3 separate regions of the Homo sapiens genome follow, and all the other regions are linked to region 1. The links are chromatin loops, found by intact Hi-C in ENCODE. Cell type or tissue: GM12878. All regions are shown on one strand.

What was found. Peaks named below come from ENCODE experiments on the same cell type or tissue, not always from the same donor. Only the 100,000 strongest peaks of a DNase experiment are listed, where the experiment ranks them.
Region 2: a loop joins it to region 1, with 4 times the contacts of the local background. A loop is called at or near these places in 2 of 110 quality-filtered maps.
Region 3: it touches region 1 in a loop (2.2-fold over the local background); 2 of 110 quality-filtered maps call a loop at or near these places.

The regions. Positions count from the first base shown.
Region 1 is chr13:62,206,499-62,214,498 of GRCh38, forward strand. It overlaps LINC01075 (long intergenic non-protein coding RNA 1075), which reads left to right and starts at 5,784. Exons shown (of 4, transcript NR_125787.1): 1 at 5,784-6,131. RefSeq lists an enhancer at 3,211-3,310 and a silencer at 5,798-6,092. In GM12878, no CTCF peak of the experiment used is centred here; a DNase peak (open chromatin) is centred at 3,193; H3K4me3 peaks cover 936 bases; H3K27ac peaks cover 2,396 bases.
Region 2 is chr13:62,115,966-62,123,965 of GRCh38, forward strand. No RefSeq gene overlaps it. Among named protein-coding and RNA genes, the nearest start is that of LINC00358, 90 kb to the left of the region's middle. In GM12878, a CTCF peak has its summit at 3,980 (motif pointing right); a DNase peak (open chromatin) is centred at 4,554.
Region 3 is chr13:62,301,452-62,309,451 of GRCh38, forward strand. No RefSeq gene overlaps it. Among named protein-coding and RNA genes, the nearest start is that of LINC01074, 16 kb to the right of the region's middle. In GM12878, no CTCF peak of the experiment used is centred here; a DNase peak (open chromatin) is centred at 4,530; H3K4me3 peaks cover 713 bases; H3K27ac peaks cover 1,457 bases.

The DNA of each region.
Region 1 (8,000 bases):
TGTGAGAGACAAGAAGAAAAAAATTGGGGAAAAGGAGATGGAAGAAATTAGAAGAAGCCACATACTCAAACACAAATATTACTATATATGGACTTACTATTATAGGAGGTTAATTATGAATTTCCTTATCAATTAGGAAGGAAAATTTATGTTTATATATATTCAATAATTCAGCATATACAGAAAATTTAATCAAGAACCAAATTCTTTTAAGAGTATATGATTAAAATAGTCATTCTTATCAATGCTCAAATGTGGAAAGAAAGAAAGGATGTCTCTTATGCTAAACAAATTAACCCCTCTTTTACATAGATAAGACACAGGATTTCCCTGTGAATGATTCTTTTTATTGTTGTTGTTCTAAGGTAACTCTCAAATGAACAATCTTCTAGGTGTCAAAAATTTTCTAAGTAACCACTGCAATTTGAAATGGTCAAGTCAGTGTTAGGCCATTTAAAAAGATAAATACAACAATAATAATAATAACAGCAACAATAATAAAAGAACCCAGCATTCTTCCAGAGGTAGCACAAGCTTATTAGTGGACGAGCCAAAGCAATACTACCCAATGGGCTTATTTTGGGTCAGATAGCAGTCCCTTAGCCAGCAAATGTGTGGCCAGGAGATTGATCTCAAAGCAAATTTCACAGATCCAAAACTGAAGAAATTCCTATTAAATTTTGAAAAACAAAGCAAAGGAAGCAGCTGTGATAGAACTTCTGAACACATTAGGGTTTGGTACTGGCTTAGAATACAGGCTCATACAACCCATATATATATATATATATATGTATATATATATATATATATGTATATATATATATATATTCTACTCTTTATAAACCTACCCTTATATACAGACAATTGTTCAGATAATAACTAGACAAACAGAAAGACTGGGAACAAATTCATGCTTTGTCAAACTGAAACTGTCCCAGTTGTCCCATAGAATTGATGTTTGTGGTTTCTTTTGAATAAACATCGAAGTTGACCTTCCCAGTCTTAAAACTTGAAAAAGTTACATCTGTCTTACCTGAGTTCCTTTCTCGGAAAACAAACCATCAGGATAGTGTAAAGGAACTGAAACTTACCAAATCACCACATGTGGACAATGAATACCAGATCCCTCATTCACATGTCTGTATAACCAACCACCTACTTCCTATTGACCAGCTCTCTTCCTTACCCCTCCCTTATTCCTGTTTTCCCACACATGGTTATATTTCTTTCTTGCTATATAAACCTCTGATTTTAGTCAGTTGAGGAGATGGAGTTGAAACTAATTGCCCATCTCCTGGGCTACATCACCTGAATAAAGCCTCCATCCCTGGCAATACTCATTGTCTCAGTGATTGGCTTTCTGTGTGGCAAGCTAACAGGACATAGACTAAAGCCCTAGAATTTCAGTAACAAAATTGTCATTAAAAAAAATAAGCACAAATTTGACAATATAACCAAAAATTCCTTAAAGATTTTATTCTTATGACAAATAAAATAGCACTAATACCAAAGGACTCAAGAAAGTATTCAGAGTTCAGATTCAGTGCAAGAATTGCCTCACCATTTTAAGCACGGTGGTCTTGAGCAAGTAGACTCAATGAATCTCATTCTGTAACTGAGTCCTAGTCTGCGTCAGCAAGGATATCAATCAAGTCATAATGAAATTCTCACTAATAAACACCAACATGCCAGATCTACCAGGAGCGTACTTGTATTCAAACAGAATAGCTTAATGCAGCAAAGAAGAATGCACACTAGAGCAACCATGGTATATTTCAGAAAGGCTGAGTGGGGAGGTATTCTCACAGAGTTTGGACTTGTGGCGAGTGATTCCAATCAAGGATCAGAGAAGCAAAGTCCATTTTATTTTTGTACCCAAAAATAATTTTTTGCAGCTTTTTAATTGCAAAAATTGCAATTACTTTTGCTCCAACCTAATACACTTGATGTTGTTCCAAAAGAAGGGCAGTTTAGGAGTTTAGTATTTCAGTAATCTTAGTTCAAGATATAGAAGGGAAGAAGTAAGGCTGGGGATACTACCTGTAGGACATCAACACTGTTCTCAAAAATGGTTTCTTTGTTATTTTCAGCTTTAGTGTGGGTTTTGCCATGTTCTATTCGAGACATTATTTTATGTTGCCCTGCTTATTTCTCTTTGAAAAATGCTGTTAATGCTCTTTAGGAACATCTCATTCTGATTTTCAGGAGGACGGGATTTCAAACTCAGGCCAGACCACTTCTGCAGCAAAGGTGGCAATGACTGTGAATTTGAGAAATACAAACCTGACCTGATGGCTCTCTTTCCCTCTAAGCTTTAGAATGGGTTTGTTGGGGTATTAAATGCATTTTTTATTTACAATATATTTTATCTATAATGGCTTTATTGTATATAATCTCATCTTAACTCAAGGATTATCTGTATATTGAGAAGTTTGATTCTCCTAAATGACAAAGATTAAAGTTATTTATTTGCCACCTATGAGATTTGTATGAATTATGGTAATTCAAAAATGTAGAACTGACTATTCCACTTACCAAATTCCACAGGGGGTTCCTGATCTTCTTCCCAACTTGTAAAGCTTTTTCTACTACTCTTCAAGCCAAGCATTAAAACCACCATGAGGTAAAAACAGACCCAGTTTATTTTCTATAATATAGTGAATTTAAAAAATCATTAAAAGCATTTTAGCAACCACATCTCTATCCTGAGTCTGTAAAATTATTTCCTTCAGAAAACTGACATCTCATTCACGTTTCAGTGATGCTTGAATCCTTGCAGGATGTTGGAGATATTTTTTTTCCATGTCTAAAACACTTGAGTTTTAAGCTTCCTCTGACCTGTTTACAAATAACGAAAACTAGGGCCCTGCAGTCTGCTCTCTTTTTTCTTTATCAACATTTAATGGAAAGGGGGTAGGGAAAGGAGAATGCTTGCTGTTAGCTATTATCTTTACAAATGACTTGTTAGCCTTTTATTTGTCTGCTCATGCTTCAAACACTCAAAGGACATTTTCAGAATCTCAGTAGATGAAGGTTCAATCTTTAAATGACGTGACAGGCTGTATCTTCCTTAAGAGATTTTGACACGATATTAAGCCATAGTTACAAGCCAATACTTGAATGGGAAGCCCTGGGGAAATCTTTTAGAGCTGGAACACGGCGTTTACAGCAGGAGGCAGGTGTCTGCACCAGTGAAGCAAATAACGATATGATATATTTAGTATCGAAAATGGAAGCGAAACTACTGATTCTTTACACTGGGGACAACGGAAGAAGTTGAATGAGGGAAAAAAATCATCTTTTGGGGCCCTAGGAAATGTTAATTTACAGACAGTATGAAATATACTCTCATCACGACAGGTGCACTCAGAACCAGGTGCTGCTCTCAATATCGTCTTTGAATTTATGTGTTTCTTTTCAGTGATAGGATGTGAAGCAGCTGTACTGGCCATGTGGAGAGAAAGCAAAGAGCTTTTAATTAGCAATTAGGGGGCTGTTAATTTCTTTGGGGATCTCTCTCTATCTTCTCTTTGTACTTTTACTATATTCTTAGGAGTTTCTATATGTCTCCTAAAATACAAAGAAAATCAAGGAAACAACATGGTAGATTCAGAGCATGGGTTGTGTAAAGTTGAGGAGTAAATTTAGAAGCCTAAGTAAAATTTTTATGGAAATCAAATTCACATCCAAGTTATTTGCTACCTTGAATATTCTTTTACTGATAATATTGCATCATTAAATTAAGAAATAAAATGTATTCATTGACATTGGGACATTTTTTCTCATGATGTAATTTTAGCATATATTTCTTTGTTTTTCATGTAAATGATCTACACGGATCAGTTCTTAATTAGTAGTCATTAATCATTATACCTAAGTGATAGTAATATATATTATAAATATATTTATGTCACTATAGTACAGCTATGTACATATAAATACGTGTGTAATCTAATAATACCTTTATTTTATAGATACAGGGAAATAAAATTAAAACTGCCATCTGGAAATTAGGCAGATTTTTCATTTTCCTCTAACCACTAATAATATATTTATCTTCCAATTTCCATTTCTAGAATTCTATGATTGTTAAGAACTTGTAAAATATATTCTAATATAGTTAATGCTTTATATTTTTATATTTAAAGCATACAACTCCTCTTTATTTTGATGTCTTTCCCAGATCAGCTTTCTCTTTCTTGCAATACTTAGCCAATCCAAACTTATACTACAAAATAGCAATCAACAAAAACAATTTATGTCTCACTGGTAAATAAATTGTTTCAAATGAGTGTAATGGTGTGGTCATGTTTCAACAATGTTTAAAATTTTCTTTTACTTTTCTTTCAAAGCCTAGCTTGTTAATACTATAGCTACATTACGTGGAAAAGAACAAGTCATGTTAAGCTCTTTTGTATTGGGAAACCCAGCTTGAGCTGAATCTTAAAATTGTATACCTTCAAAATAGGCAGACAAGAAGTGACAAATTGCTATTAAAGAAAGAACCAGCCCAGGCAAACTTAAAAACAGGAATACGGAAGGTATATCATGGGGTAGTCAGAAGTCTGGCCTTGCTGAAAAGTATATATAAACGTTAGAAACTACTTTGAAGTGCATTTTAGCTAACACGACTTGACACTAATGAAAGATCTGGAAAACTTATCTGAGCTTGCACTTGATATGGTAAAAACTAAATAAAATTAAAATGATGAGCTATAAAATTCTTAAAGGAACCATAGAATGCCTAGTAAAATATAGCAAAGGCTTTAAAGACTTAACAAACAAGTTTTAAGTCTTGGTAAACCCCCTACAGTTTTTTATGATTTGAAAATGAAGACACTCATACCTCTCACCACATATATAATGAGCTATATCTGATAAACTAATCAGAAAACAGTATTTTCTCCCACTACTACAATCAACACAGTGTTGTAACAATATCAGTAATCTTTAACTGTCTTTGCACCTTCATGACATCACAATCAATTTATTTATTTTTTTGAGACGGAGTTTCTCTCATTTCCCAGGCTGGAGTGCAATGGCACGATCTCGGCTCACTGCCACCTCTGCCTCCTAGGTTCAAGCGATTCTCCTCCATCAGCCTCCAGAGTAGCTGGATTACAGGCATGTGCCACCACACTCAGCTAATTTTGTATTTTTAGTAGAGACGGGGTTTCTCCATGTTGATCAGGTTGGTCTCAAAACTCCCGATCTCAGGTGTTCTGCCTGCCTCGGTCTCCCAATGTGCTGGTGTGTCCGGAATTGGTGGGTTCTTGGTTTCACTGACTTCAAGAATGAAGCCACGCACCTTTGCAGTTAGGATTACAGTTCTTAAAGATGGTGTGTCCAGAATTTGTTCTTTCAGATGTTCAGATGGGTCTGGAGTTTCTTCCTTAAGGTGGGTTCCTGGTCTCACTGGCTTCAGCAGTAAAACTGCAGACCTTTGCAGTAAGTGTTATAGCTCATAAACGCAGTGCAGACCCAAACACTGAGCAGTCTTAAAATTCACTGTGATGAGCAAAATAAAAAACACTGAACACCCCCAAGGCAGACCTGAATTGGTTGCGGCTCCTGGCTCCGGTGGCCTGCTTTTATTCCCTTATCTGGCCCCACCCACATCCTGCTGATTGGTCCATTTTACAGAGAGCTGATTGGTCCATTTTGGAGAGAGCAGATTGGTCCGTTTTGACAGAGAGCTGATTGGTGCATTTACAAACATTTAGCTAGACACAGACTGCTGATTGGTGCATTTACAATCCTTTAACTAGACACAAAAGTTATGCAAGTCCCCACTCCACCCCTCCCAGAAGTCCAGCCAGCTTCACCTCCCATTGGCATTTGCCCCTGGACTTTGCACCTAGCCAGGGCAGTCCCACCGCCAGGGGCTTGGCAAGTCCGTGCCCACCAGGAACCCTCGCCGGCCCAGGAGCGCCCGTGCCTCCCTGTCCACACCTCACAGCCAGCAGAGGGAGCTGGTTCCGGCCTCGGCCGGCCCCAGAGAGGGGCCCCACAGCGCTGTGGCGGGCAGAAGAGCTATTTGAGCAGGGCCAGAGAGGACGCTGAGGCCAAGGAGGCACTGAGAGGGAGCCAGGGCTGCTAACACATTGTCACCTCTCACTGGGATTACAGTGGTAAGCCACCGTGCCCAGCCCATCTCAAGCAAATCTTAAAGGTTCTTATTAACATATAGCTATCAGAATAGATTCTTTCTTTTCTTTATTTTTCCTTTCTTTTTCCCTTCCCTTCCCCTCCCCTCCCCTCCCCTCCTCTCCTCTTCCCTTCCGTTCCCTTCCCTTCCCTTTCCTGTGTCTCGCTCTGTCCCCCAGGCTGGAATAAGTTGGTGTGATCTTAGCTCACTGCAACCTCCACTTCCCGGGTTCAAGTGATTCTCTTGCCTCAGCTTCCGGAGTACCTGGGATTACAGACATCTGCCACCACACCTCACTGATTTTTGTATTTGCAGTAGAGATGAGGTTTCACCATGTTGGCCAGGCTGGTCTCAAACTCCTGGCCCCAAGTGATCCACCTGCCTTGGCCTCCCAAGTTAGAATAGACTTATTTAAGAACAGACTACATCAAAACTTAAAACTCATGTTCACTTTGAGTTTCCTTTCATTCTCTCAGTAGAGGCCTGACCAGTGGCCTAGAGACTAGCAGTTGCAGAGGTGGATGTGGGGAGTTGCAGAAATGTGGATTCTTTCAAATTTTGTTCTCTCTCTCCCCCACAGTGGACATTTGTGGTTACTCCAGGTTTAAAGAAGACAGAAGGGGCATAAGTAAAAGTGCAATTTTCCTTTTACTTGGCTGATGTGATAGGAGATACAGTCTCTTAAACCCTTTGCTCAATTCCTGCTTCTAGGACTTCAATCATAGCTTCTTTTGGTAGAAATTTCCTCACTCTAGCTGGCTGCCAACTTAGGTAGATTTCTTTCATCACAACTTCAGTTTCCTCATCTTCCTCTGTCCGTCTTTTCCTCAATAAAATAAAATGTACCCTCGACGTTAGTAAATAGTAAAAACGCAGCTTGGCTAATGGCTCCCCTCTCATAGTGCCTTGTTATCATCGAGTCACCTACTGTCTTCAGACTTTCCCATTTGAGAAATAAATACCAGATCTTGCCTCCTCACCCAATGAATGTGTATATAGGTATCAACAGTGTTGCACATATATGGGAAGAGTGTGAGATAAAATGTCCTCTTATATGACAACCCCAATGTCTATGGGAGGCTTCCCAGGAATGCCCACCTTAGATTGGGGAAAAGAATGGGCAGAAATATCCAGTCTTTTCCTAATAAAATGCCAGATCTCTTTGCATCTATAATTTCCTTAAAGAATCTCCTCAGAAATCTAATCTACCCTTATTTGAACAGTAGATGTGTGATAGAGCTAATAGAGGAATGGCAATGGCAATCTTTTACATTTTTTGACTCACCAAATTTTGTTTAGCACCATTACTTAAAACCTGATCGCAGTAGTGTGCTTTATCCTCCGTTTTGAAGTTCTAGTAAAATTTTGAAGCAACAAGAAAAGTTCCCAAGTATATTCTCATATACATATAAAACACCTATGAATGTTTTACTCAATGAACCACCAAAGTCTTTATTCTATATGTAGAATTAAGGGTCTCAAATTGTAATGAGACAGCAACTTATGTTTTTGCTATTCATACCAATAAGGGATGTAAACAATCAAAATTCACTTTATACTCATATGTTATAATTTCTTTTGTATCATAACGTATGGTGAAGTAAAATAAAATATACAGAGACAAATCTCTGAAGTTAAACATTTTATTTAAGAAGAAAGAATTGCAACTTGGGACACACACCTGGATCGGGTTGTCTTTGGTGGGTCCAAAGAACAAAGGGAAGGTTAGAGGTTTTATGCAAAAAAAGAAACATGTATTACTCTTTGAGAAAGTTAATTGGCATAGTAAGGTTGTGGAGAGCTGGTAAGTTTTGATTAATAAAAGAAGACAATAAGTAAAACTATTACAGTT
Region 2 (8,000 bases), 91 kb before region 1:
AAGTGAGCCACACCACATCACATGCCTTGTGAGGTGGACAAGGGAACTTTTCCCGTTTCAATAGGTTAATCATTTCTAGGTTAGTTTCTTGAATGTGTCCTCCCTGTACACTAAGACACAGTTTTGGAGTACAGTCTTTTCTCATCCAATATCTAGTATTGTAATTGAGTAGGTTAGCTTCAAAATGCATTTTAAACGTTTTTTTTCCTCCTTCCTTCCCAGTCTCAAGATGTAACCTCAAAGCAAAAGGTAGAAAACTTGTTTTTCTTCATCTTAAAATATAGCCTTGAAACCTACTATGAAATTCCCCTCCCTTCTCTTTCCCACCATGTTCCCCCTTACCCCATGCAAGGTTACCTAACTATATGCTTATTAAGAAATTCCAGGGCCTAACTGAAAACAAACCAGGCATGAAGGCCCAGCTGCAGAATTCACCTCCACTTAATGATTGCCTCAAAACCAATAATCTACAGCCTGGTTACTGTCAAGATGACACCATCCCACACTCCCAGTGGATCATAACTCAATACAGGCATTAGAACAAGATTCACAGTTTCTGCACCTTGTACAACTCCTGCAGACCTCCCATATCAAGCTTCCCCTTTTTAAACCCTTTTCTTCAGCCCAAACTATTGAAGTTGGTTCTAGTGGGATGTAGCATGCCTGCTTCCCCACTGCTAGTTCTAGATATAAAATCACTTTCCTTTCACTGCACTTAGTCCTGTTTTTGACCTTGCAAGTCAGGCCTGCACTCAATTATAGTATGAGAGGGAAAAACTTTAACGATGGTGGGCCGGGCCTGGTGGCTGATGCCTGTAATCCCAGAACTTTGGGAGACTAAGGTGGGTGGGTCACTTGAGGACAGGAGTTGGAGACCAGCCTGGCCAACATGGTGAAACCCCCACCTCTACTAAAAACACAAAAATTAGCCAGGCATGGTGGTGTGTGCCTGTAATCCCACTTACTTGGGAGGTTGAGGCAGGAGAATCGTTTGAACCCAGGAGGCGGAGGTTGCAGTGAGCCAAGATCTTGCCACTGCACTCCAGCCTGGGCAACAAGATAGACTCCATCGCAAGAAAATTAAAACAGTTAAGGATGGAGGACATTGTTCAGAAAATAAAATTCAAGAGAAAGTTATGTTATTGCTGGTTCTTTACCATCAGATTTCATTAAAAATGTCATCTACTCGCATTTCAGAAAGATGAAAATAAGTAAAAAAATCATTACAGGACAATCTTATTTTATCTTGCATATATATATATATCTTTCATATATATATCTTGCATATATATATGCATATACATATATCTCATGTAAAAAAGCTCTGGCTTTGATAAATGTATGAGAGTTTGACTTCAGAAGCCCCATAATGTGTATAGGTTAGTTTATGTTTACTGTGAATTTGTTTTTACTTTAATGCTAAAGCAAGGGAAATCAATATCTACTTCAATTTTTTAAGATTCTAAAGAGGCATTTATCACATAGGCATGTTTTTTTTTATTTTCAGGAAGATTATATAAGAATATATTCTTAAAATTTATTGTATTTAATTCTTCCTAAAGAGAAAACAAGAAAAACATATCCAAGTTACATTAATGATTTTGAAACCTTTATTCGAATTGATAGCTCTGCACAAATTTGCTGTCAAAACATGCAAATAATCAGGTTTTTGCCTTTTCTTCCCCACCCTTTAGAGAGGGTGTCAAGCTGAAGTAAAATTAGTAACTGAGGAAAGAGTTAAAGTTCTTTTTTAAAATCTATTTTTTAATTTTTACAATTTTTAATTGAAAAAGTATAAATTGTATATATTCATGGAGTACAATGTGGTGTTTTGACAAGTGTATACATTGTAGGATGATTGAATAAGGTTGATTAGCATATCCATCCTCTCAACTATTTATCATGTCTTTTTGTGACTATATTTAAAATTACACATTGCATAAAACTCACCCTTCATGTTTACAAATGTAATTATGGTAATTAATTTTAGATTTGTTAAGTCACTACCTATAAAACAACCTTCATAGACAACAGAAAATATAGTATGTAAAAAGAAAATTTTAAAAAAACATTGCTTATCTGTTTTCAATGAAAAGCTAAAAAAATTGTCATTTATTCAGACTAAAACCTCAAACCAAAGAAAGATAGAGCAAACATTGTTAAAATGTTAGCTCACAAGCATTTAGAAAAATACTCATCAAGGATATATATGCACACACACACACACACATATACACACACACACACACAAACATATGTATTACTATTATTTTTTTTTTGGAGATCGAGTCTCACTCTGTTGCCCAGGCTGGAGTGCAGTTGTGCAATCTCTGCTCAATCCAACCTCTTGCCTCCTGGGTTCAAGAGAGTCTCCTGCCTCAGCCTTCTGAGTAGCTGGGATTACAGGCACACGCCATCCCACCTGGTTTTCTTTAGTATTTTTAGTAGAGACGGGGGTTTCATCATCTTGGCCAGGCTGTTCTCAAACTCCTGACCTCAAGTGATCGGCTTGCCTCGGCCTCCCAAAGTGCTGGAATTACAGGCATGAGCCATCACACTGAGCTGATATTTTTATTTTCTAAACTTTTTTGGCTAAAGATATACAACAGTTGTTCTCTGATTACAGTATCATTTAATTATTTTCCACTTCCCTTGTAACAATGCAAAAAGAATACCCTTCTTTCTCTACTGCTGCACTATACGTAGCTAATTTATGGAACTGAATGATTTTTGCTTTCAAATGACATTACTGACACTATTTCTTTTCCTGCTTTGTTTTTTACTCATCCTGGTTTTAATCATAAATCTCAGGAGAGCTCTATTTTCTTCATCTTGTTCAATAGGCATTGTCTCAGTCTAAGCTCTTAGGCTTTTCTCTCTTAACTGATTATGATGACTTCTATTACAAAAATAGCATTTATTAAAACAAATCTATTAATGAGTGTGTCTACCTAGAAATAAAAAAGAAGTAGGAGTTTTTTGGTGTTTTTTTTTTCCTTTTTCATCCTCTCCTTTAAAAACTAGAGCATGCAGGATATATGATGCTGAATTATACTGAGATTTAATTAGTCTTTAAAAAGATGCAAATGAAGAAGGACACTCTATTTGGAATTTAGGCAATTTTTAGAATTCAAAAATAGTTTTGTTTTTTCTCCTGGCACCAGTCTTTTTCTCCTAAGGATATGTGCCTTCTCTTGTATCTTTCTCCATGTACCTTTCTAAATATTTTAAATATTTACTTGTCTTGTTACCAACTCTGTTTCACTAAAATTTTCTTTTCATGAATTGCTACAGAATTGATTTAAAATTAGAATATATTTTTAGGCAAAAGAAACTGGTTAACGAGTTGTCATAAGTAACACATATGTTTAGTGTAACTTCTTTACGTTTATGAACTTAGGAGGACAGAAAGTGGGGATGCTACTTCAGACTTTGCAATGAGGTATGTATGTTTGAAACTCCCATTGAGTATGTGTCTGAATATATCACTATGTAAATAGAAAATTCACATCAATGGATCTTAATTTACCTTCCAAAATTTTTTTGACTGCAGATGCATACTAAACAGTGGAAACTAAAAATAATGGTTTTGTCCTTTTAAAATTAAATTTATAATCATTTATGATTTTAGATGAAAAGATACAGAATATTATTCAAGGAAAAATGTACACTGATGCATATGCATACATACATATTTTATTGCGCTATTTAAAACTAGATATTTTTAATAGGATGTTGAATAAATTCCAGCTACTCTGAGATACAAGGCCATCGAAATGCTGAAAAGAATATCGGATTGAAATAAACAAATCAATTTTTGGAGATAGAATATGATTCCCAAATAAGGAAGCAAGATCTTTCAGGATATAAATGATTAAAGACTTAATCTGGAACCTTGTGGATAAAGAAAGAAAAATCTCTGATATTAGGTTTGTAATTTATACAATACCTGAAACTGAACACTGGGTGGCAATGTTTATCTACTTTTATTTTTATTACAGCTTTTTCAGCAATTCCAAAGATGTAATAGAACTAAAGTTTCTTGTCTTCAAGGTTATTTGTGGGTCTTAAGACACTGAAAAAATCTTTTATTTTTTTTTTAAGTATTTTGGTTCCTTGGTTTTGTGCACAGAATAGTGTCCGTTTTCTGTCCCTCAAGTGCTGTTCTCAATCCATTCATTGACTCTAGCAAAATCAGGCATGCTGTAGAGAATTATCAGTGGAAGAGAAAAATAAGAATCACTAAAGATCTAGACAAACCATAATATAGTAGCAACATGAAAACATCTTGGAATATTTATTTTTGGGAATTAAATGTTGAGGGGTGACAACAAAACGTTCATCATTGAATCAAAATTAGTATGATAAGCTTTTCTTTCTGATTTTGGTTGATGTTCAGAACTATTTAATAGAGCAAGTCAGACGAAAAATTAAAAACACATTGATCAAGCAGTTAAAACCAAATAAGGCCTTCAATTGTATTGTAGCTAAATTTCCTCTTCCAATTCTTACATTCAGATCTAGAGCTGGCATGGGACCAAAGTGTTGAGGCAAGTTAGAATTCAGCACCTTCCCTTCTTCCTTTTCAGGACTCACTTACAACCTTAGATAGATAAGAATCAGAAAGAGCCTCTGGTGCTATGCTAGACTGCTAGGCAGCTTCAAGAGACCAGTTATTTTGGTTTTCTGGAGAATACTTCCTGACATTGACATCAAAAGGATTAAACGGCAATGATTTAGGAGTTCCCCGGAAAAATCAGAACTGACTAAAGCTCTCCAGTGGGAATCTTAACTCAAAAATCACTGCTCTATGAGAAATTCTAGTTATAAAGGATTCCAACCTGCTTGTCACATATTGGATTTGTGCTTCACAATATTAATAATTTTACTTTAGACAAAGTTAGGCTGAATATTGTGTCATTTTTGCCCTAGAAATAGGCTTTGAATAATTTATTTGGTTTCAATGTGTTTTCTGTATTTATTTTTTATGGTGGTAATATTTACTATTATATTGTAGCTCTCTTATGAATGGGGAGCAAAGATAACAGCAAGAAAAGAAAGGAGCTTCTAAACCTCACTGTTAGAAATACAGCAAAGTATTCATGGGAAAAAGTAGGGAAAACATTTTCATCTTGACTGGTTGAAGGCAATTGATGAGTGCAATCAATATATACGTGCAATAATTCATTGTACACAAGATAAAAGGAAATCTGTATTGAGTGACAATTGCTCTTCTATGAGTATAGTGCATTTCTGCAGAAAGAAAAAAGAGAGAGAGAGAAAGAAAAGGAGAAAGAGAGAAGGAAGGAAGGGAGGAAAGAAAGCAGGCAGCAAGCTCGGCCAAGTCACGGCTTAATAACTGTATAGCTAATATAGATATAATTTTTTTAAATGACAAAGATGTTAACAATAGAAAGAACTAGATACACTTCTTGAAAAGAGTAACTTTCCTAGTTATAGCCTTTAGAAAATGTCATTGATATACTGGGCGGGCGCAGTGGCTCACGCCTATAATCCCAGCACTTTGGGAGGCCGAGGTGAGCGGATCACGAGGTCAGGAAAGCGAGACCATCCTGGTTAACATGGTGAAACCCCGTCTCTACTAAAAACACAAAAAATTAGCCGGGCGTGGTGACAGGCGCCTGTAGTCCCAGCTACTCGAGAGGCTGAGGCAGGAGAATGGCGTGAACCTGAGAGGCAGAGCTTTCAGTGAGCTGAAATCATGCCACCCCAGCCTGGGCAACAGAGTGAGACTTCGTCTCAAAAAAAGAAAAATAAAAAAGAAAAAGAAAAAGAAAAAGAAATTATCATCGATAAACTATAGATGTGTAATAATTTGAAAAAAAAAGAGATTTTCATTTTTCAGCCATTGGTGAAACGGTTCCTCCATATACAGGTAGGAAATAGACAACACATGTGAAACAAATTTTTAAAAATTGGACAATAGGCAGTACAAATCCATCCTTGGGAGAAAGGAAACAAAAGAGATGAAATTGCTACCTGAGCTTTCTGTTGGGAAGCAATTTCCAAACTATGGACAGAGAAAAGGGGAAACCCAGAGTATGGGGGCTTCACTGAGTTGAAAAGGCAGAAATCAAGAGTTTTTGGAGTCTGAGGTAGCTCAAAGTTGTAAAGCAGAGTTCTAGAAAAATGGGAAACTATGCCAAAAAGACTTCACAAATTTGCACAGTTGTCCTATCTAGGTCATTCTACATGTTCGGCCTGGCCCCTCTTGTATTAAGTAAAAGTACGTGAAACAGTGAAGAAAAAACTGGGAGGTGTAAGATGAACAACTTCTGCAGCTCACACAGAGTAAGAAAATTTTTGAGCCCTTGAACAGCCAAGACAAAGCCTCCTTGGTTGTCACTAGCACATTGAACGGTGAAGTCAGAGTGAACTGTCGGCAGATTAAAGCTCTTCATAGACTAGTCATATAAAACTTTTAAAGTGGGCTAAAAAGGAATAGGCCCTACTGTAACTAGTTTAACTATCAAAAGCAAAACTAAACATTCTTAAAGAAAGGAAGATTAATAGACTCTAGACACTCAACAAAATAAATTTAACCATATGGAATATCTAATTTTTAAATGAAAGGAAAAAAGTGACCTATAATTGTAAAAGTCAGTTAATATATAAAGACTCGAAAAAGATAGAAGTCATGAAATTATTAGACCACTGAGTTTAAAGAATTATTAAATCTAGGTACAAATATTCAAAGAAACACATAATCAATGAGAAGAGAAATTACATTTTTTTAACAACTATATGAAACGTGATGAAAATAAAATATGTGAAATACAAATTTATCTGGGTGTGATCAATAGCAGATTAGACATTCTAGAAGAAAATATCAGTGATCAGGAAGATATAGCAATAGGTTCTACTTAAAAAAAGCAAAGAGAAGCAAAAAGGTAGTGTAAAAGGATTACAGAGAAAGGGTAAATTGTGAAATAATAGGAAGTTTTTTACATATTAATAAGGACAGTCTTACAAATATATGTACACTTCACAACTAATTTAGCTATTTCTGTTTTTGAAAAATAGCAAAATACAAAAACAATAAAAATTGATTTCTGTGATGGCATAAATAGTGTATTGCAAGACTTAGATATTTTGTTCAGAGAAAGCACAGTTACATAATTCACTGATTTGTTTTTTGAAGGAAGATTTTTTTTTGTGAAGACCATTCATGAATTTAGGGTGCATTTCATTAGTATTGACCTCTTAAACAAGGTCAAGTTCTTATACTATAGTATCCTTTTATCTCAAGAACACTTGACTATACATATAGATGCCTTTAGTATATTTATATGTGTGTTTTTGTTTATGGAGGTATTCTCTGAATAGGAAAAGGCAATGAACATGGACATAAGAGATTTATATCCTCATACCAGAAACATTGTGATCTCAGCCTTGATCCACAGAACTTTTCCCTTTTCCTTTTTTGTGGTGGAATATAGTAAAGGAAACATATAATCATGGAGAGAAATTATGATAACGAGAGGAACATTCTATCTGCAAACTAATAATATATATATTCTATCTGCAAACTAATAATAATGACAGGAACATTCTATCTGCAAACTAATCTATGCTATTCTTGGCTATGTTCCATAACAATGTCTCTCTTCTTTGACCATACAGGGAAACATGATCCATGACCAGTCCCATAAGGCTAGCTCAGCTGTTAGGAAAATAAAACAGTCAATTATTAGTCTTAAAATGGGCACAAAAATACAGTTCAATAAAATAAATAAGATCTAGTATTCAATAGCCCAATAGGGTCACTATAGTTAATAATAATTTATTGTATATTTTCAAAAGTAACTAAAAACGTAGAATTAGAATATCCTAACACAAAGAAGCGGTAATGTTTGAGGTGATGATTACCCCAATTACCCTGATTTGTTCATTACACTTTGCATGTCTGTCTGTATCAAAAAATCACATGTACCCCATGAATAAGCTATTATGTACCCAAAATAATTAAAAATAATTTT
Region 3 (8,000 bases), 95 kb after region 1:
ATGCATCTGATATGAAAAGGCTAGAAACCTTGATAGCAGTATGGCAGACTGACTAATTTGAAAATTATTTGTTCATAATATATTATTTAATTACCTTTCAATGTAAACCAAAAAGAAATAGGACATACAATACAGACTAATTATATTTAGAGTTTGAACACGTGCTAACATATTAAAATTCCTTAAGAAAAGCTTGTCATATCTAGGTAGAGGTGAATCCATGTGTTTTGATCATTTTAATTAAACCAAATTGACTTGATCTAAAACTCTCTATCTGCAAATAATGCAGTTCTCTAAAGTGGACTTTTCACATATATTCCATAAAATATAGTAACTCTGAATAATACAACTGTGAATTTAAAACCAAAATTAGATTACATCTGTAAAAAATTGTATTATTGTTAAGTTGAAAAAATTAAAACTATACAAATTAAAAGATGCTAAAAATAGGGTGAATTTTTATTTATATTAATATTCTATATTAGGACACCATAAGTACAATTGTCTTTTATAAGATATTTTGTTTTCTCACAAAATGTTTTGTCATGAGTGAACATATGGCTATTCAGAGATTTAACAGAATCAGGCCTACTAGAATTATTCAGCAATGTTGCTCTCCTGACAAGCCCAAAGAGTTTTTAGATATTTTCTGCACAAAAGATCCAAAATTGACATGTACTTGCATGAATATTTCAAATCAAAGTAGAAAATCAAATCAAATCAAATAAAATGACACAACACTTTACTGAGTCTTAAAGTTAACTTCTTCTACGGAAATATTATAACTAGATATGGTAAGGTTTAGGTGTTTCATTTTCTTTTCTAGTTTTATTGTTTAAATTTTGATTAATGGTCATTAATCACTCATCAATTAGGCCCTGGCACTTCAGAGCCTATCTTCACTTGCATAAATTGTTTTCACTGTTCATATCTTGGAAGCACAAAAGCTGGCATAAGAACTTCAAATTTGAATTAATCGACCCCAAGCATACTTACACAGAGATGGTGGTTGTTGGAATAAATGCATCTAGATAGCTCATCAGTTTCTATATTTGTTTACGTTTAATAGTCACAGTGTTCCCTCATTAACTGAATCAGAAGTTTGGAATGGAGTTTAGTAATCTGATATGTTAACAAGTTCTCTTCTTTATTCTTATGGGTAATGAAGTTTGAGAACTACACTTTTAAAAGTGAGGCTGAATAAAGGCATGGCACAATGGCTCATGCCTGTAATCCCAGCACTTTGGGAGGCTGAGGAGGGTGGATGGCTTGTGCTCAGGAGTTTGAGACCAGCCTGAGCAACATGGTGAAATCCTGTCTCTCCAAAAAATTACAAAATTTAGCAGTACTGGTGGCCCACCTGTAATCCCAGTTACTTTGGTCTATGTGTCTGTTTTTGTACCAGTACCATGCTGTTTTGGTTATTGTAGCCCTGTACTATAGTTTGAAGTTGAGCAGAGTGATGCCTCCAGCTTTGTTCTTTCTGATTAGGATTACCCTGGCTATTCAGGCTCTTTTTTGGTTCCATATAAATTTTAAAATAGTATTTTCTTGTTCTGTGAAGAATCTCAATGGTAGTTTAACAGGAATAGAATTGAATCTATAAATTGCTTTGGGCAGTATGGCCATTTAATGATATTGATTCTTCTTATCCATGAGCATGGAATGTTTTTCTATTTGTTTGTGTCATTTCTGATTTCTTTGAGCAGTATTTTGTGGTATTCCTTGTAGAGCTCTTTTACTTCCCTAGATAGCTGTATTCCTCAGTATTTTATTATTTTTGTGGCAACTGTGAAAGGGAATATGTTTTGATTTGGCTCTCAGCTTGACTCTTGTTGATGTACAGAAATGCTAGTAATTTTTGCACGTTGATTTTGAATCTTGAGACTTGCTGAAGTTGTTTATCAGCTTAAAAAGCCTTTGGGTGGAGACTATGGATCTCTCTAGGTATATAATCATGTCATCTGCAAACAGGGATAGTTTGACTTTCTGTCTTTGTATTTGGGTGCCCTTTATTTCTTTCTCTTGCCTGATTGCTCTGGCAAGGACTCCCAATATTATATTGAATAGATATAGTGAGAGAGGGTATCCTTGTCTTGTGATCGTTTTCAAGGGGAATGCTTCCAGCATTTGCCTATTCCGTATGATGTTCGCTGTGAGTTTGTTATAGATAACTTACTATTTTGAGGCATGTTCCTTCAAAACCTAGTTTACTGAATTTTTAACATGAAGGAGTGTTGAATTATATCAAAAGCCTTTTCTTCATCTACTGAAATAATCATGTGTTTTTTTGTCATTATTTCTGTTTACGTGGTGAATGACATTTATTGATTTGTGTATGTTGAACCAACCTTGCCTCTTAGGGATACAGCCTACTTGACTGTGGAGGATAAGCTTTCTGATTTGCCACTGGTTCAGTTTGCCAGTATTTTGTTGAGGATTTTTGCATCGAAGTTCATCAAAGAAATTGGCCTGAAGATTTCTCTCTCTCTTTTTTTTTTTTTTTGTTTCTCTGCCAGGTTTTGGTATCAGGATGATGCTGGCCTTATAGAATGAGTTAGGGAGGAGTCCCTCCTCCTCAGTTTTTTGGAATAGTTTCAGCAGGAATGGCATGAGCTCTTCTTTGTACATCTGGTAGAAAAAACTATATACCATGATCTTTGAAGAGACAGAAAGCATTCTCACTGATTTATTTTAACATTAGTAAACAGTATATACATGGAATTGTAGAATTATACTTCTAAATACCTTTACAGTTTAGAAATCTCATTAAGCAGTTAAACCTTAGTGTAGCGCCTTTTATAGTGTAGTATTCAGTTATTCTTTTTGAGGAAGAGGTGGAGGACCAGCTGAAGAACACCGAAGAATCATATCCACAATCAGACATGTTGGTAAACACTAATCTGCTGGCTGCTTGTTTGAAGTTTTGAGTTCATCTTTATTGATGCATGCTTTATATCTCGCTCCTACTCTACCCTATATCCTTGCACTACTAAGCCTGCATCTCCTATTCTGAGATGAGAACACTTCTTTGTCCTAACCCAATATTTCTCAAACTGTTTGATGAAAGAAATATTTGGAGATAACTGGCAAACGCACAGAATTCAAAGCCCTACCTAAGTCTACATTTTCAGAGCCTCCTGGAATAGTGTCTAGAAACTGCAAAATAATAATCTACAAGTACCTCTGATGATTTTTATTATGCTGCAGTCAAGGTTATTGCTCTTTACCTTATTATCTGATTCACAATATTCCTTCTCCTTCAACACTTCTAATTGATCTCAGTAAGCATAATATATCACATGGATAAGTCTGCGTTTCTCTGTTCTTTGATCATCAGCGTACATTTCCTCCCTTTTACTTTTGCCACAAACTCTTTAAAAACTATCATCACCAGTATGAAAAGGAAAACTGAGGCAGGTAAAATTTTTAAAGAGTTTATTTGCTGAAACAGTGATTCATGTATTGGTCCTCTCCAAAACAGAAGTGGTTTGGGGGCTCCATTGAGGGAACACAAAGCGAATGCTTTTATAGAGTAAACACAGAAGTAAAACAAACAGACAAAAAAATTGATTGGTTATGGTTATTCAGTTGCCTTCTTTGACCTATTCTGCTGAAAAGTCTGCAGTTATATAACTTTAAGTTAGTTAGCAGCTTCTATTGGCTAGCCTTAAGTTTCATTTTTCTTTCTATAGACATTTATAAAACATAGCTTAAGTTTTGCTTCTGTTTGCAGATCTAGCAAGGTTATTGTTACTTATGAGGCCTAACTGGCTTTGTCTGTTTAGAGTTTCTTCTGACCTGGTGTCCATCTTAACTTGCTTTAACACCAGAAACAGTAGAACTTCTAAAAATCACAAATTCATGCATTCAGTTCAAACCATTATTTTTCATCTATTCACGTTTCCTCCTAAAGTGGCCTCATAGAAACAACTTTTCACTCTCATGGGAAAAAAGAATACACGCACTCCAACCCTACATTTTTATGTGGACAGTCCAATGTTTGCTTTCTTCTTTATCCAGTGTAGATTCTATGGTTCATTATCACAATCCCTCTCTTGAAAATGTCCTTAATTACCTTGTCCATTTGGCCTTCAGATATATTTGTCTGGTACTCTAATCACTGGTAAACCCAAACATTTATTTTCTGTATGTTTTACTAATGGAATTACTTATTCCTGAAGAAAATTCCACATCCTGCAATGAGAATGTTAATGTAAATTTATGAATACTAACATCATGTGGGCACTTAGCAAAGATCATCTGCTCACTCTCTACACATATCGTATTCTACCTTTTCCTCTTTCCTCAAACCTGCCATACTTTTCTCTCTGCTGATGACTTTAACTCTTATGTGATTGAGAAAATAAAAGCTGTGAGACACAGATCCCTTCATCTTTTTTTTAGCTGAAATGCTCAACAGATTTGCCTCTGAGTCTATTTTTATTTTCTCTTCTTCTGTGAAAGTGAAAGTGTTTCGTGTTTCACCCTCAGTCAAAGACTGTTTCTCCACAGATGCTATGGATCACATTTAAATGACTTGCACTGCACTTATTTCTAAAGCATTATTTACATCTTCTTCTCAAATGAACCATTCACTTGAGCCCAGGAGTTTGAGGTTGCAGCGAACAATGATCACACCACTGCATTTCAGCCTGGGTGACAGAGCAAGAACTCGTTAAAAAAAAAAAGAAAGAAAGAAAGAAAGAGAAGGAAGAAAAAAAGCTCTCTCTTTCACTTCTAAATCCCCAAAAAGCTTCTAAAAATTTAGTTTTCTTCAAAAATCCATCTTTTGGTTGTTTATATTTTTTATTATGCCATCCATATGTGGTTCCATTCATACCCATCATTTAAATGCCATCTATTTGACAACTGCTTCCAACATAGTATGTATGATATAAAACACTTATCTGAGTCTCCAAATTATATATTTAAATACCTGATTTGATTCTGTCTATAAATATTTAGTAAATATCTGAAATATAACAAAAATTTAACTGTTGTTTTTCCCCATATTCCATCACTTGCTTCCCCTCTCAAATAAACTGTGAGACTCCCTTAATTAATTTCTTTCCATTTTGCTCCCTATTTGTCAGTCAAGAATATAGATTCAATCTCTAGTGTTATCATAAGATGATATTATCAATCTGGTTTCCTTCGTCTGCTCTGACATCACTGATATCATGTCTAGACATCTTTAGTTGCCTTTCCTAAGTGGTTCACCTCTATCAGTCTGGTCCAGCAAAGTCCATTCCCCATCTGACTACCTTAATGAGCTTTTGAAAATGTAAAGTGGCTCATGTTATTCTTCTCAATGTTCAACGATGGATTTCCATTAAACTTAATATAAAGGGGCTTTTGTGTATAAGCTCTTTTACAATCTGGCTCTTGCCTATCTCAAGAAACATTATTTTAATTGAGTCTCCTTTCTCACTCATTATGCTTTAGTGCAGAAGTGGATATTTTGAGGCCTATAGATGTTGAGAGACAATTTTCAATGTCTCTTATGTTTCCAGACATCTTGCAAACAGAGACAACAACTGTCCATTCTAGTTAATTTTCTTAAGTATAAGTTTATATAGTGAGTAACTTTGGAAGACAGAGTTAGTATCCCTTCAGAGCTAAGGGTCTGCTTAAAGCCTTGGAAGACAAAGATGACATCTATACCTAGACCAAAATGGCAGATGTGTTTTGCCATCATAAAAATAATTATAAAATTATTCTAAAATAATAGGTTCTTCCTTTTCTATAATGCAATCCACACATATGCAGGTGTCAGCTGGCTCTGCCTTGGTCAGTGGGGAATGAGACTGGAAGAACCAACACAAATGCTGATAACCTGGCCACCACTGTTATGTGAGTAATAAACTGTCCATTTTCTCTGACACAGGAATCTCACATCTTTTTCCAGAATTGATGAAACTGTTGAAGAATAACTTGTTAGATTGCAAGTAGGGTAAAATCTTAGGCCCTCCACAGTTCTTGACAATGGAAAGGAGTATTATATAGTCTTGATAGTAATCCCTGTGTGTTTGTTTTTTGCAAAACTATTTGCCAATATTGAAAAATGTGGAGATTATGTGTAAATATTTAGATCTAAGTTCTTCTTTAAAAATCATAATTTCAACCTAACCTGGACCTTCTTTCCATCACTTGAGTTGGGTAGAGACTCTAATCTTTATATGAAATGTGCATTCTCAATTCACCAGAGACATGTCACCATCTTGTTACCTTAATACTGAGATCCACTGTCATTTGACATTTATCATTGAGCTTGCCCTGCTGTTTTTGGTATTGCCAAGTTGAAGGAGAAAACAAAAGATAGACCCAAAGGACCAGTGTGTATCACAAAAATTAGGACAGAGCATATTTCTTTCTGATAGTAAAACATATTCCTATGTGTTTTATATGCAATCACAGAGTGTCCCTGTGGGAATAATACAATTAAGATTCCATTAATATGCAAATGAAGTGTATATGGTTGAAAAAAATACAACTAAAGACACTGACATTGTTCTATTTAACTCATGTACCTAACTTGACTGGCTCTAATAAGCATTCGAGTTACAGACTTTGCTGCAGCCCAAATGGCCTGCTCAGAGTTCCTAAAACAAGCCAAGGACAGTCCTACTTAGTGCCCTTTCATGCTTGTCCATCTGCCAGGGGTGCATTTTCTGTGGATCTTCACAAGGCCTGCTTCATTTTATCCTCCAAATCTCAGTTTAAATATCATCTCAGAGAGGTTGTCTCCAAACATCTTTTCTAATTAGATTTGCCTTAGTTATTTTCTACTATGGCACATTTTCATGATCTTAATATAAATTTTCTAAATTTCTAGTTTCATATTGATTTATTTATGTATTTAATCTCTATTTTATGACTAGACTATAAGCTTCTTGAGGAAAGAGACCCTAGGTTTTTATATCTAGTGTATAGCAAAGCATATGACTATAGTGAATTTAATATTAGAGGAGTAAACAAAAAAAATTCCTAAAATATATTCTGATAGGGTAGTTTGACATGCTGACTCTGTATGTGGTGTACTTCGCCCTGAGAAATTTTATTGACAAGGTACCATTTTGGGTAGTCCTGACCTCTTAAGAATTTTGCTCTTTTGTGAAGTTTGCCCTAACATAAAGTGAAAAGAACTCCCTAGAGTAAAAATACGATGCAGAGTTGGAAAGAGATACACACAATCCACTCTCATGAGTTGGGGAAAATTTGCTGGGGCACACTACTTTTTATAATGTCTCCCAAATATATCATCACACATATCAAGTTAGCAAATGAATAGGATGACTCATGCTATTTGGTTTTATAAGCTTGTGCCTCCATTTTTATTATTTATTTAGTAAATAATTTGATCTTCCATAACTCACTTTGGAAAGCTCCCTTGCTTTATTTTCTTTTAAAGCTTATTTATTTATTTATGTATTTATTTATTGAGACTGAGTCTTGCCCTATTGCCCAGGCTGGAGTGCAGTGGAGCAATCTCGGCCCATTGCAACCTCTGCCTCCTGGGTTCAAGCAATTCTCCCTCCTCAGCCTCCCGAGTAGCTGGGATTACAGGCACATGCCACCATGCCCAGCTAATTTTTGTATTTTTTTAGTAGAGATGGGGTTTCACCATGTTGGCCAGGCTGGTCTCAAACTCCTGAGCTTGTGATCCGCCCGCCTCGGACTCCCAAAGTGCTGGGATTACAGGCGTGAGCCACCACGCCCGGCCTTTTAAAGCTTATTTAACATTAACATGGCTCTATTAAATTTTAGATGCGCATATTCTTAGTAAATTTCTTTATCATATTATTATTCTTTCTAAAAGACACATGAATCATGTTTTAAAGAGATGAAGGGGTGGATGTATCATCAAACAATGTAATACATTCACTAACACCTTTTAATGAATGTATACATTATGATATATATTACACAATTTTTTCACTGTATTTTTCACATTAGTTTCACACATTAGAAATGCGATTAAGCTATTATAAGAAAAA